Regions from separate parts of the Homo sapiens genome. Here region 2 is linked to region 1. Evidence: read pairs that join two places in POLR2A ChIA-PET (ENCODE). Cell type or tissue: GM12878. All regions are shown on one strand. Links, peaks and the distances in the headings refer to the core of each region. The heading gives the core; the rest is flanking DNA.

Region 1 (7,030 bases), core at 1,024-6,023:
ACGCAGGTACTGGGAGTAGCACGCTAAGGAGGAGCAGACATCGTGTGACCCTGGTCGCCCTGTTATAGGGTTGTCACTCTTGTTCCCAAGGCCCCAGAGAGAAAGGGTTAAGACCCCTTTGAAAATCTGAAGACTTGAGGAAATGCTTCCCAGAATAAAACGCCCAGACACACACGTAAAATACAATTTCTAGGGGTCACGGGTTTCCGAAGCCAGGCTGTGGACCACAGCTTCCCCAGTTTAAAATCAATCCACTCCGCTCCAGGAACCGGGTGATCCGCAGCCCCTCCCAGGCAGCAGCCTCTGGACCACCTGTGTGCACAGCTCGCCCCCCAGTGGCCGAGCTCGGAATCGTCCTGAAGTCTCGCGTGCTGCAGCCAGATTGCAGGGGATCGCGGATGGAGAGACAAGTCGGGGGGACTTTACCCCCAGGATGGGGAAAAGTCACCCACAATTCAAGCAAAGATGACCCTTGTGACAGATTAACATTTCAGGGCCGCTACCTGGAGAATGGACGGCTCGGGACACGCGTGGGAGCCGGGAGGCCAGTGGACCAGACTGGCAGAGCCTTCAGGTGAGACAGGATGGCTCCAGGGCAGGGGCTCGGACACAGGGTCCCTGGCCCTGGACCCACCCACGGGGCCGCCACCTCTTGAGCCCCACGCTGACCCCGAGAGGCATTGTTTTCAGCCGAGGACCACCGCCCTGGCCCACTCCATTCACTATCCACTTCACCCATCTCTCCTGGGTGACATCGCTGCAAAGCAGGAGACGTCCCTGCAAAGCAGATCTGAGTCACCTGCTTTAAAGGAGAGAACAGTAGGTCTCCAGAGAGGCTGTGTGACTTGTCCAGGGTCCCACAGCTAGTAAGTGGCAGAACTGTAAAGTTGTTTGAGAGGAAGGGCCGCCTCTGTCTGGTCCACAATTGCACCCCCTGTGCCTAGCGCGTAGTGAGCACTGGATAAGTATGTGTTGAAAGAATGGGTGTCCGCGTGAGCCAAGGAGTACTAAGGAATGTGAGTAACCGCCCCGGCCAAAAATATTCGTTTCCAGCACAAGGGCATGTACCGGGGTTTATGCTGCAGGTCCTTGGAGTTTGGGGTTACAGCAACTGGTGTCAGGACTTCTGGTATTCTAGAACATTCTAGTATCAACTGAGATACAAAGTGCCCCAGGAGTCCTGAGACAGGGAAGAACAGCAAGCAGGAGTGATGGGGGAGGGGTGCTTCCTGGAGGAGAGGGCATGGCTGGAATTGCGCCTTTGATGATGGCGAAGACTGAGAGAGGCAGAGAGGGGGGAAAAGGCCACGCAGGGGCGATGCAGGCCGAGCAGGAAGAAGGGTGCATGGGACACAATCATGGGATGGTGCAGAGATTGCAGGTAGCAGGCTGCTTCGAGGTACTGGGAGGAACGTCCTTAATAGTTAGGTATTTATTTTAATGGCGACTGGAAAACTATTACTTGCCCAAAGGACCCATAATTTCACAGATATGACTGCCTTCCTTTTAAAATAAAATTCTTTAAGAAAAAAAGTAAGCCAAATTAAATCAACATGGTAAGTAGTGGAGTCCCATCGTTGGCAGGGGCTGGCGCCTGAAGTGAAGGCATGAGAAGAAAGTCTCGCAGAGTCAAAGATGCTCAGAATCAGAGACACTGAAGCTCGACCGGGTGTCCCGAACCCCAGCCCTCCAGCTGTGGGGCAGGCGGTGCTTCCCTCCCTGAGCCCTGGCTAAGGTCGTTGGCTGGGCTTAAGACCAAGGATGTGTCCAAACGCACACCCTACAAAAAAATCAAACCTCACTCAGAAGCAAGATGTTCACCCAATGAGACACACGGGAGGCTAAGTCCCTCGGGAACACACACACACACACACACACACACACACACACACACACCCCACACACACACAAACACAAGAATGACTTAAGGGCCAGGGCAGTGGCTCATGCCTGTTATCCCAGCACTTTGGGAGGCCGAGGCGGGCGGATCGCTTGAGCCTGGGAGTTGGAGATCAGCCTGGGCGACACGGCGAAACCCCATCTTTACAAAAATATACAAAAAATTAGCCGGGTGTAGTGGCACAGGCCTATAATCCCACCTACTTGGGAGGCTGGCTGAGGTGAGAGGATCGCCTGAGCCTGGGAGGTTGAGGCTGCAGTGAGCAGTGATTGTGCCAGCCTAGGTGACAAAGTGAGACCCTGTCTCCAAAAAAAAAAAAAAAAAAAAAAAAAAACCGAATGCCTTCTGGGGCCTGTCTTTTTTTCTGTTTTATGAGCAGGTAGACTTGAATGCAAGAGTTAAAACTGTCTGTGATGTGTTGCATACACAGATTAAGTCAAAATCCTCACCGTGGCTATCAAATAACCAAAGCTGGCCTCAGCTTCCCAGAGGATCAGACATGGGGAGTTTGAAGGGAACCATCCTCGGGGCCTGGACTCTCTCCTGAGCTTGTCACTCGCCTGCCATTTCCCCGGGCAGGTCACAAGACCCCCCACCCCTCCACTCTACAGCCAACGGGCAAAGCCTCCCTGACCTCCAGCCCCAATCAGAGGGAACTTCCCGGACACAGGTTTCGAGAACCCATCTAAAGATTGGGTAAGAAATGCTTTTGCAAGCCGGTGGTTTCCACTTTGCTGCTTTCTACAAATTTGAAGAAAGGTCAAACGGACCTGTCTGCTGGGAGATCAGTGAGAATCGCTTCCAATGACAGATCGCCGTGTGACATTCGCATACTACCCAGAAGGAGTATAAGAATTCCACTCCCAGTGACTTCCTTATGAAAACAAGGCTTCTCTGCACTTGCAGGGACAAAGAATTGATGGTAAAAATTGGTTTCATTCTAGCAATACGTGACAGTCATTCACGGATACATGAATTAATTGGGGGTGGAGAGGAAGTCCCACTCATCTCAGGACAAGAAGTATTTCTAAGCAAATAAAAGCCACAATGAGAAACCACTACGAAGGGCTGAAGTTTTTTAAAACTGAAAACACCAAGATGCTGGTGAGGACGCAGAGCTGATGGGAATGCAGCCTGGTACAGCGACTGTGAAACTGGCAGTCCCCCAAAAGTGAAACGCAGAGCTCCAGTTTGACTCAGCAGCTCCACTCCGAGGTATACACCCCAGGGAAATGAACGTACGCCTTCACACACAAATCTGTACATGAACGTTCACAGCAGCTTTGTTCATAGTTGCTGATGTGGTTTGGCTGCGTCCCTGCCCAAATCTCATCTCGAATTGTAGTTCCCATAATTCCCATGTTGTGGGAGGGAGCCAGTGGGAGATCATTGAATCATACGGGCGGTTAACCCCATACTGTTCTCCTGGTGGTGAGTAAGTCTCACAAGATCTGATGGTTTGATCGGGGGTTTCCCCTTTCACTTGGCTCTCATTCTCTCTTCTCTGGTCCCATGTAAGACATGACTTTGCTTCTCCTTTGCCTTCCACCATGATTGTGAGGCCTCCCCAGCCATATGAACTGTGAGTTCATGAAACCTTTTTTCTTTAAAAGTTACCCAGTCTTGGGTATGTCTTTATCAGTGGCGTGAAAACCAACTAATGCAATTGCCAAAGGCTGCAACCACTCTACGTGTCCCTCAATAAGTGAACGGCTGAAAAGCACTGGTGTGTGCACCCCATGGAGTTCTGCTCAGCAGTGAAAAGAAAGGAACTATTGCTACACACAACAACAGGCATGCATCTAGAGACAGTGCTGAGTGAAGGAAGCCAGGCTCAGAGGGTTACAGGCTGTAGATCCCATTTAGAACATTCTGGAAAAGGTAAAAATAGCTAGTGGCCAAGGGCTAAGCATGGGGATGAGGGACTTCCCTACAAAGTGGGAGGAAGGCAGCACAGGTCGCAGGCTGGGTGCAGTGGCTCACGCCTCTAATCCCAGCACTTTGGTAGGTTGAGGTGGGACTAATGCTTGAAGCCAAAAGTTTGAGACCAGCCTGGGCAACAGAGCCAGACCCCCATCTCTACAAAAAAAAAATTAGCCAGGTGTGGTGGCACACATCTGTGGTCCCAGCTACTCGGAAGGCTAAGTCAGGAGGCTCTCCTGAGCCTGGGAGGTGAAGGCTGCAGTGAGTCAAGATTGAACCACTGCACTCTAGCCTGGGCAACAGAGCGAGACTCTGTCTCAAAAAAAAAAAAAAAAAAATTATGGGAGCCCACTGTAAAACAAACAAAAACAAAGGGAAGACATGAGGAAATCTTGGGGGATGATGAAATTGTTTTGTCTTGATTGTAGGGGTAATGACTCAACTCTATAAACATGTCAAAATTCATGGAATTGTACACACACTCACACACAACTCTAATCTGTAAATGAAAAAGATATATAAAATGCATACCAAAAGGACATGCATTCCAATAAAATTTTGCTACTTTGATATGTCACATAAAACATAGTAATATAGTTTTGACCAATTGTGTCCTGAGACTTGAAAGGCAATCCAGATGGTATAGGCTAAATGTTTGTGTTGACCCAAAATTCCTGTTGAAGCCCTAACCTCCAGTGTGGCTGTGTCTGGAGATGGGGCCTCTAAGAAAATAATTAAATGAGGCCCTGATCTGATAGCATCAGTGTCCTTATAAGAGACACCACAGAGCTCTCGCTCTCCCTCTCTCTTCCCCCTTTCACACCGAGGAAAGGCCATGTGAGGACACAGAGAAGGCGGCCGTCTGAAGCCAGGAAGAGACGCCTCACCAGAACCCAACCCTGCTGGAACCCTGGTCTCAGACTTCCAGCCTCCAGAGCTGTGAGAAATAAATGGTTTAAGCCACCTATTGATGGTATTTTTTCTTTTTGAGACAGTGTCTCACTCTGTCTCGCAGGCTGGAGTGCAGTGGCATGATCACAGCTCACTGCAGCCTCAACCTCTTGGCTTCCAGCAATCCTACCTCAGCCTCCTGAGTAGTTGGGACCACAGGCGCCCACCACCACGCCTGGCTAATTTTTGTATTTTTTTTGTATTGATGAGGGTCTCACCATATTACCCAGACTAGTCTTGAACTCCTGGCATCAAGCAATCCTCCGGTCTTGGCCTCCCACAGGGCTGGGATTACAGGCGTGTGCCACCACGCCCGGCCTTGATGGTATTTTGTTATGGCAGCCCCAGACCTAAAAAAATTTACCCTTGATGGTCACAAGAAATAAAAAAAAAAAGTTTGCTTCAACTTATATATTTATGTTGCAGGCAAGTATAGGAGTGATTAATAAAAGGCTTAAAAGCATCAAATATAAATATCATTTAGATAAAATTTTAGGAGGGAAGAAGAAAGGAAATACAAGTTTAAGGGGAAAAGGGCTAACATTTCTGACCATAAAAGAGCTTGTTCGTATATTCTTTGAAATGTTCGGCAGTGAATACCCTCTCCTCTCCTAGTTAGATCCCAGCGGGCACACTTAAATACTGATGAAATGGTCTCATATTCAAACATCAACGATGATGACAATCGGAGAAAATTCCATCCTTTGCAATGATCTACACTTAAGATGAGAACTTTTAGATGGCTCCAATCTGTTCTCTTACCCGCTTCTCTTCTTCACCATTTATGTAACGAGCAGAAAGCAAAGGCCTAGAACAACACGGGGCATGTCCTATGGGCACCAGGATTTGTAGATAAATGCACAGAAACACATCCAGGGGGCCCCATGCAAAAGTGGCAAAAGCGTCTGCACTGGGGGCTGTGGGATGGGACTCAGACCCTGCTGCTTCTAAACAAGGGCGTACTCATGCAGTATTTCTATGAAACTCAACATTGCACAAGGTTGAAATTTGAAAACAACAGGAAGGTAAGCCAGCAGCCCGGCCCTGGGAGAGACGCTCTTGGCAGCCACCAGAAAGGAGCTATTGACCAAGAGAAGAGGAGCCCGGAACTTCCCAGAGGCCCCCACCCCCACGACCTCAGCAAACAAGGCTGTCACAGAGGCAGGCATCCCATTTTTTTAAACGTTTATTACTTCAAGAGTGAATTATTTTTCAAAGATGATAAAACTCATTTCTATTCCAGTAGAAAAGGGTCACAGGTTTGCCCCAGGGTCCAGGAGCGCCCGGAAGGCAGGGCCCCCAGGCCTCTTCACCTCAGCCTGGGCACCTATAATCTGAGGGACCCTGTGAGGGGGTGGGGGCAGCTCGGGGGCACAGCCTGCGGCCACTTCGGCCAGAGAGTGGCCGGCTCAGTCCATAGGATGATGTCAGTTTAGGCTGGAGGAAAAGGGCGCCAGACAACCCGATGCAGTGCCTGTGAAGACTTCGGGGGGATCAAAGTCCGGCCGGGGTGGGCGGAGACCCTCGGGCAGCTGCACAGGGCATCTTGTGCTCACTCCATTGTTTTCCGAGGCCTGTGTAAAGGCGCTTTGCCTGGCCTGGCAGGTAGACCAAGGCCAAAGCTCGTGGCCAGGGCCTGGGCACTGAGTCCCCACTGAATTTGGCACAGGAAGGCGGCACTCCCAGCCTGGCCCGTCCTGCATGGGGAGCCACCACACCGGGACTGCAGTGTTTCACCTTGGAGGGGAGGAAGCCTGGGCCCAACGGCTGAACGGGACAGGCCAGGCTCACCCGAGGAAGGGGACGCAGGACCCACAGCCCCTGTGGTCAGGCCTGTGGGCCACGTGGAGAGAAGGTTCCAGAACAGTGCTTGTTGACGAGCCTCTCCCTACAAGTCCCTTCAGCAGCAGCTCCATCCCTGAGTGTCTGCACAAGCCTGCACGCATGTGTGTATGTGTGCCAGGGCGTGTGTGCAGGTGTGCAACAGGCACATGGCAGCTGGGAGGCTCAGGCTGTGGGGCTGGGGGGCTGTCCGCTGGGAGAGTCCGGGAGAAGCGGGGTGTAGGGGCTGGGGGGCCGGTCAGGCCCAGCGGCCAGGCCTGGCTGGCTCACGGTGTCCTCAGGACCCTGTGGAGAAAGGCAAAGCTGGGTGACCACCCACGCCCTGTCACCAAACCCCACCCTCATCCCCGCCCACCACAGCCCTGTACCCACATCCCCAGCAGAGACTCCACCCCCGCCACCAGGCTGTCAGAA
Region 2 (7,030 bases), core at 1-5,000, 150 kb after region 1:
AGGCATGGTGGCCTACACGTGTAATCCCAGCATTTTTGGGAGGCCAACGTGAGAGGGTCACTTCAGCCCAGGAGTTAAACACCAGCTGAGCTACATGGTGAAACCCTGTCTCTACCAAAACAAACAAACAAAAATTAGCCAGGCGGTGGTGCATGCCTGTAGTTCCAGCTGCTCAGGAGGATGAGGTGGGAGGATCACTTGAGCCCAGGAGTTTGAGGCTGCAGTGAGCTGTGATTGCACCACAGCACTCCAGCCTGGGCAACAGAAACAGACCCTGTCTCAAGCAAAATAAATAAATAAATAAACAAAAGAAGAAACAAAGTAAAACAGAAGTGAAACTGCCTTTGCAAAAGTCATAACAGAAAATTATTACAGTGAAAGAGATCTGACCTCACTGACTCCATCTCGCGTCTAACCTCCAAACTGTCTTTGTTCATTCCTAGGTGTAGGCTGAACTGACTTTGGAGGAGCTTAGTTTATAGTTTAATTCTGAAACAAAGGTGATAGCCTTTTCCTAAAACAAGCCCCCTTCCTGCCTGCGCACTAGACTGCTTTGCAGGACTAACAAATTGGCCACAAGATTACAAATTATGGTTTAGGAGTCACGCAGCTGGAGACTGCAAGATTCTGTCCATGCTGAAATTGCTCCTGAGGATAACATCACTATTGTAAAACCTAAGACCAGTGCTTGAGATATTTTGCATACTCTGCACTCAGTGGGCCGACTGACACCACCCAGATTGATAAACTGGCTCATCTGGTCTTGTGGCCCCCACCTAGGAACTGACTCAGGGCAAAGGGACAGCTTCGACTCCCTGTGATTTCATCTCCGACCCAACCAATCAGTACTCCCGATTTCCCGACCTCCCTACACACCAAATTATCCTTCAAAACTCCAATCCCTGAGTTTTCAGGGAGACTGATTTGAGTAATAGTAAAACTCCCGTCTCCCACACTGCCAGCTGTGTGTGAATTAAACGTTCTCTATTATGGCAGGGCGAGGTGGCTTGCGCCTGTAATCCCAGCACTTCGGGAGGCTGAGGTGGGCGGATCACAGTTTCCCTGTCCTAATAAATGGGCTCTGTCTAGGCAGCGGGCAAGGAGAAACTGTTGGGCAGTTACAGAAGCATGTAAGTTTTGTGTTAGGCCTGATGACTTCAGAAATTATCTTCAATGATTTTCCCCTAAAACCTTGTTGACATTTAGGGAGAAATAACCTTTCCTGAAGCTCATTAGAAACAAGCTGTCACCAATGCGTCACCACCTAACTGGTGAGTCAGTTCGCAAGTTTCATTTTCTTCATCTCAAAAATGAAAGCTCTAGATCTAGGATTAGACGCTTTTACCATTTAAAACATGAAGTCAAGTCAAATGAAAGAAAGGGGCTGACAGGTGAGGAATTCATTATAATTGCAAAGAACTGTACCACAGAATGCAGCCGAATCCCTTCTTTCATTCTTATTATTATTTAGAGAGCTGGGAACTGGTTAAACTTTAAAAAATATAATTTATTTTTATGTATTTATTTTTGCCTAAAGATCATTCATGCAAGTAAATCAATCTCCCCTCCCCTCCCCTTCCCCTTTCCCTCCCCTTCCCCTTCCTTTCCTTTCCTTTCCTTTCCGAGCCAAGGTCTCCCTTTGTTGCCCAGGCTGCTTTCAAACTCCTGGCCTCAAGCAATTCTCCTGCCTCATGCCTCCCAAAGTGCTGGGATTACAGGCCTGAGCCACCATCTTTTGCTTTCAGTGATAAAACACAGAAACACAGTGGAGGTGAAAGCAACTCCATCTTGGTTGCTAATCCACCAAGATAACTTCCGATTAATGCCTCTTCCAGGAAGGTCTCTAAGATTTCTACTTTACTGTTACCATAAATTCTGCCCTTAGATCAGAACAACCTAGATCATAAATCCTTCCCTTATGCGGATTCACATAACATTCTTGCCTTGCTTGAGGGGTCAACTTCAATTGTCCTACATATATTCCTTCCCTATGGTATGGAAGCCCTGGGCCGGGGGTTATGGCGCAGCAAACCTTATATCCTCTGATGACCACCCTGAGACTATGGCTTCTGTTGGTAAGTCCCTAATAAATGTTTTTTCCTGAGAAACTGGGTTTGTCAACCCCTTTCTTTGGCCTCTCAGCTCCCTTGGCCTTTGGGGTAGGTTTGCATAGGCCTGCTCACCCCGGAACACAGTGTATGAATATAAATGTAAATTGCACTTGCATTACAGCCGTGGAGACGTGTTGCTGAGGAAGCAGAGAGCAAAGCCCCGCTGGGATGTGAGTTTGCTTCTGGGTTCCTCCCATGCAAATGAGGTGGTTCGTGGCAGTGCAGAGGAGGAGTGAGATGGCAAACAGGGGGGCCCAGACCTTCCAGCAACTTACACACTTGCCCTCTGATGGCCAAGAATGCGTCAACAGCCCTCGAGGCCAGTGCAGTACAATCATGGTGGCACGAGATGTGGTGTACACTCCCCAAATGATCATCCTGCTCACTTTTGCTGTGGTTTCAGTCATCAAGTCAGGTTTTGCCTTAACACTTTTCTGCTGATTACTCCCATCAGCCTCTTCTAACTCATGTGCATTTGAAACATTAGAGATTTCAGAATGGGAAGATCACACCTGGTGTGAGAATCTGAGCTCCAAGTAGTGCCTGGAATCACAATGCTTATGATAATCACATCCATGGCACTTTAATGATAAAGAACCACGGACCAAAACGAATACAGAAAGCAACAAAACTACAATGGAGATGCCGGGGATCGAACCCGGGGCCTCATACATGCAAAGCATGCGCTCTACCACTGAGCTACATCCCCCTCCCTTTCCTGTACTTGCTTTTGGAAGTCCTTGCTATACTCTATTCTTAAAGGCGTTTTTCCTGTTTCCACGTGTTTCATTTTTATTTTTGGTTTTTATTATTGTTTGGACGCATAACAATTGTGCACATTTATGAGGTGTGGTGTGATGTTGTGATCTATGTACACAATTTGTAATGTTCAAATCAGGGCAATGACCACATCCATCCCTTCAAACATGTATCATTTCTCTGTGCTGGGAGACATTAAAAATCCACGCTTCCAGCTATTTGAAAACGTACAATAAGTTGTTGTATTCACTCTATAGGGACACTGGAACTTATTCCTCCTATTCAGCTGTACTTTTGTATCCAGTAACCCCCCTTTGGCTATCCCACCTCCCCCCACCTTCACTACCTGCAGTAACCACTATTCTCTCTGTGAGACCAACTATTTCAGCTTCCGCACGTGAGTGAGATCATGCAGTATTTATCTTTCTGTGCCCGGTTTATTTCACTTTATGTAATGTCGCCCAAACTTAGCCATGTTTTTATTTTTGTTTCGTAGAGGAAAAATGACAGGATTTCATTTTGTTTTGTATTTTTTTAAGGTCGAATAGTATTCTATTGCGTATGTACACATTTTCTCTATCCATGTATCTGTTGACGGACACATCTAGGCACTTATGAATAAAGCTGCAATACACACGGGAGTGCGAGAGGCTTTTAGTTTTTGGTTGGTTGGTTTGTTTTGAGACAGAGTTTTGCTCTGTCGCCCAGGCTGGAGTGCAGTGGCATGATCTGGGCTCACTGCAACCTCCGCCTCCTGGGTTCAAGCGATTCTCCTGCCTCAGCCTCCCGAGTAGCTGGGACTACAGGCGTGCACCACCACGCCTGCTAATTTCTGTATTTTTAGTAGAGATGGGGGGGGGTTCAGCATGTTGGCCAGGCTGGTCTCGAACTCCTGACCTCAGGTGATCTGCACCCCTTGGCCTCCCAAAGTGCTGGGATTACAGGCGTGAGCCACTGCGCCCAGCCAAGGATATTTTCTAAATTAAACTTTTGTGTGTTTAAGTGAGTGTTAGAGTTTAGCAAAACCACCACAACAACAAAAAATTGTTTTATGTTTCCCAAGTAGGTTAGCTCTTCATAACCTTGCAACTAAAATTCTAGCGGATACCAGAACCAAGGAACAAATGTAAACTGACCCATTCTTAAATGTTCCTCTTCACAGACAGAAGAGAAGAGAAGGAAAATCGAGTTTCTTTCCAACAAATAAGGGCATTGGCTTGATTGTACCTTCACCCAGAAACCTCTGATTTCTCATCCTTTAAAACCATACCAACCTTCAGTGACTTTGAGGTTTGCATATCAGCTGGAAGACATTTTTTCCTCCCAAAAGAACTATTATGGCCGTGCGCCATGGCTCATGCCTGTAATCCCAGCACTTTGAGAGGTAGAGGTCGGCGGATCACTTGAGGCCAAGAGTTTGAGACCAGCCTGGCCAACATGGCGTGAACCCCGTCTCTACCAAAAATACAAAAAATTAGCCGGATGTGGTGGCGAGCGCTTGTAGTCCCAGCTACTCGGGAGGCTAAGGCGAGAGGATTTTTGGAGCCCAGGAGGCAGTGGTTGCAGTAAGCCAAGATCATCCCACAGCACGCCAGCCTGGGAGACAGAGGGAGACCACATCTAAAAAAAAAAAAAAAAAAAAAAAATCCGTCTGAATATAAATATCAGCAAACTGAAAAGAAACATATCCACTTCCCAGAATGAGGGCTTCAGCTTGGAGGAAGGAGTCTCTTTACAATTGCCCACCGAAAAGAGCCATTCTTTTTGTTTGTTTGTTTGTTTGTTTTTTTGAGACCGAGTCTCGCTTTGTCGCCCAGGCTAGAGTGCAGTGGCAGGATCTTGGCTCACTGCAGCCACCGCGTCCCGGGTTCAAACGATTCTCCTGCCTCAGGCTCCTGAGTAGCTGGGATTACAGGCGTGCACCACTACGCCCAGCTAATTTTTGTATTTTTAGTAGAGACGGGGTTTCACCATGTTGGTCAAGCTAGTCTCAAACTCCTGACCTCGTTATCCGCCCCCTGCCCCCCTCCCGCCCGCCCCAGCCTCCCAAAGTGCTGGGATTACAGGCGTGAGTCACCGTGCCCGGCCCTAAGAGCCATTCTTAAACTGTGAATTTGCATCTCTCTTCCAGAGGGTTTCTTAAGCACACCAGGGGAGAGAAGTCACAATGTCTGGTGTCCTTCAGGTCATCAAAAAGCTGTTCCTTGGGGAAAGAATGGGTGAGAAGCTAGGAGAGGGCGGAAAACTGAAGGCTATACCTCTTTCCATCAGCCTTGAGATTTCTTGGCTGGAAATAGACACTTATTGTGATAAGGAAAGCTTGCATCAAAAATGTCCTGCCGCCTCGTTCTCCATAGTTCCCTGACAGCTGCTGGCACTTGAAACTCTTCCTAGCCAAAGACCATGCAAAATTGTCAGAAAAGTTAGTAGCCTGGGGGCAAGAAGTGCTGGACACAGCAGCTGTGATTGCATCACCTAACCTCTGGGCCTCATCTGTGAAAGAGATTTCAATGTACCTACCTCATCTGGTTATTGTGACAATTTAATGAGTTACACATAAAATATGTATAATAGTGTCTGGTAGAAAGCACAGGCTCTGGGCTGGGTGCAGTGGCTCAGGTCCATAATCCCAGTGCTTTAGGAGGCCGAGGTGGGAGGACTGCTTGAGCCCAGGCGTTCAAGACCTGCCTGGGAAACACAGTGAGACACCCCACCCCACCCCCACTCAGGAGGCTGAGGCAGGAGGATCTCGTGAGTCTGGGAGGTCAAGACTGCAGTGAGCTGAGATTGTACCACTGCACTCCAGCCTGGGCGAAAGAGCAAGACCCTCTCTCAAAATTAAATAAATAAATAAGGCCAGGTGCACTGGCTCGCAACTGTAATCCCTGCACTTTGGAAGGCCGAGATGGGTGGATCACCTGAAGTCAGGGGTTCGAGACCAGCCTGGCCAACATGAGGAAACCCCGTCTCTATTAAAAATACAAAAAATTAGCTGGTCATGGTGGCACGGGTCTGTAATCCCAGCTACTCAGGAGACTGAGGCAGGAGAATCGCTTGAACCCAGGAGGCGGAGGTTGCAGTTAGCCGAGATTGCACCACTGCACTCCAGCCTAGGCAACAAGAGCAAAACTCCGTCTCAAATAAATAAATAAATAAATAAATAAATAGAAGGCAGGAACTGTGAAATGTGGGTCTGGCTTTTATAAATGTTATTATCATAGGACTCTGCTGGAGGGCAGTTGCCTCTTCTATTCAGCCCGGCGTGATGCTTTGCTGACCCGTTTTGGAGAGATGGGGGAGAGCAGGAGGGCAGTGGGGAGGTGAGGAATAGGGACCACCGTGTAAACCATCCTCTGACCTCATTTCCCCAGCCTAAGTGGGAGCCACGGGAGAGAGACCCTGGCAGCAGAAGAGCAGGATGGCGCCATAGGTGGCATCATTTTGGATGTGGTTGAGGAGCAAGCCCACGGGTTGTTCTCAGTCCGCAAGTGCCCCTGCTTCCTCTTGTGCCCACCCACCTGGCTGCCAGAGGGCACTGCTCAAACAAACCTGAATGTTTCTCTCTGCATGAAACTCTCAGAATCAAACCCATACCTCCTGCCCTCCATATCCCTTCAAGGTACGATGTAATCCGGCCTCTGAGGACCGCTCTGACTTCACCTCCTTCTGCCCCACTCCTCCGTCCTCCCTATCCTCTTCCATGGGTGCTTCTGCCACACCAGCTTCCTCACTGTTTCTTCCCAGTTCAGGGCCTTTGCACTTGCTGTTCCCTCTGCCTAGAATGCTGTTCCCAGTTCTTTTTTTTTTTTTTTTTTTTTTGAGACGGAGTTTTGCTCTTGTTGCCCAGGCTGGAGTGCAATGGCGTGATCTCGGCTCACTGCAACCTCTGCCTCCTGGGTTCAAGCGATTCTCCTGCCTCAGCCTCCTAAGTAGCTGGGATTACAGGCATGTGCCATCACATCCAGCTAATTTTGTATTTTTTAGTAGAGACGGGGTTTCTCCATGTTGGTCAGGCTGGTCTCAAACTTCCGACCTCAGGTGATCCACCCGCCTCTGCCTCTCAAAGTGCTGGGATTGCAGGCGTGGGCCACCGTGCCCGGCCTCCAGCTCTTCTTATGGTTGGCTCTTTCTCATTTTCCTGGTCCTGGTTCAAATGCCAC

Evidence for each region. Peaks named below come from ENCODE experiments on the same cell type or tissue, not always from the same donor. Only the 100,000 strongest peaks of a DNase experiment are listed, where the experiment ranks them.
Region 2: POLR2A ChIA-PET joins it to region 1 with 7 read pairs; 7 of 35 experiments call an interaction of 5 or more read pairs at or near these places.

Annotation. Positions count from the first base shown.
Region 1 is chr12:124,771,686-124,778,715 of GRCh38, forward strand. SCARB1 (scavenger receptor class B member 1) reads right to left here. Exons shown (of 13, transcript NM_005505.5): 13 at 5,171-6,901. Among named protein-coding and RNA genes, the nearest start is that of SCARB1, 89 kb to the right of the region's middle. RefSeq lists enhancers at 392-461, 2,583-2,742, 2,753-2,802, 2,863-3,022 and a silencer at 2,378-2,672. In GM12878, for the core only: no CTCF peak of the experiment used is centred there; a DNase peak (open chromatin) is centred at 3,106; H3K4me3 peaks cover 872 bases; H3K27ac peaks cover 4,007 bases.
Region 2 is chr12:124,919,007-124,926,036 of GRCh38, forward strand. TRA-TGC3-2 (tRNA-Ala (anticodon TGC) 3-2) reads right to left here and starts at 2,820; the gene lies at 2,749-2,820. RefSeq lists a silencer at 48-197, enhancers at 2,026-2,215, 2,051-2,729, 2,296-2,615 and a cis regulatory region at 2,271-2,441. In GM12878, for the core only: a CTCF peak has its summit at 423; DNase peaks (open chromatin) are centred at 396, 1,225, 2,385 and 2,936; H3K4me3 peaks cover 3,018 bases; H3K27ac peaks cover 3,549 bases.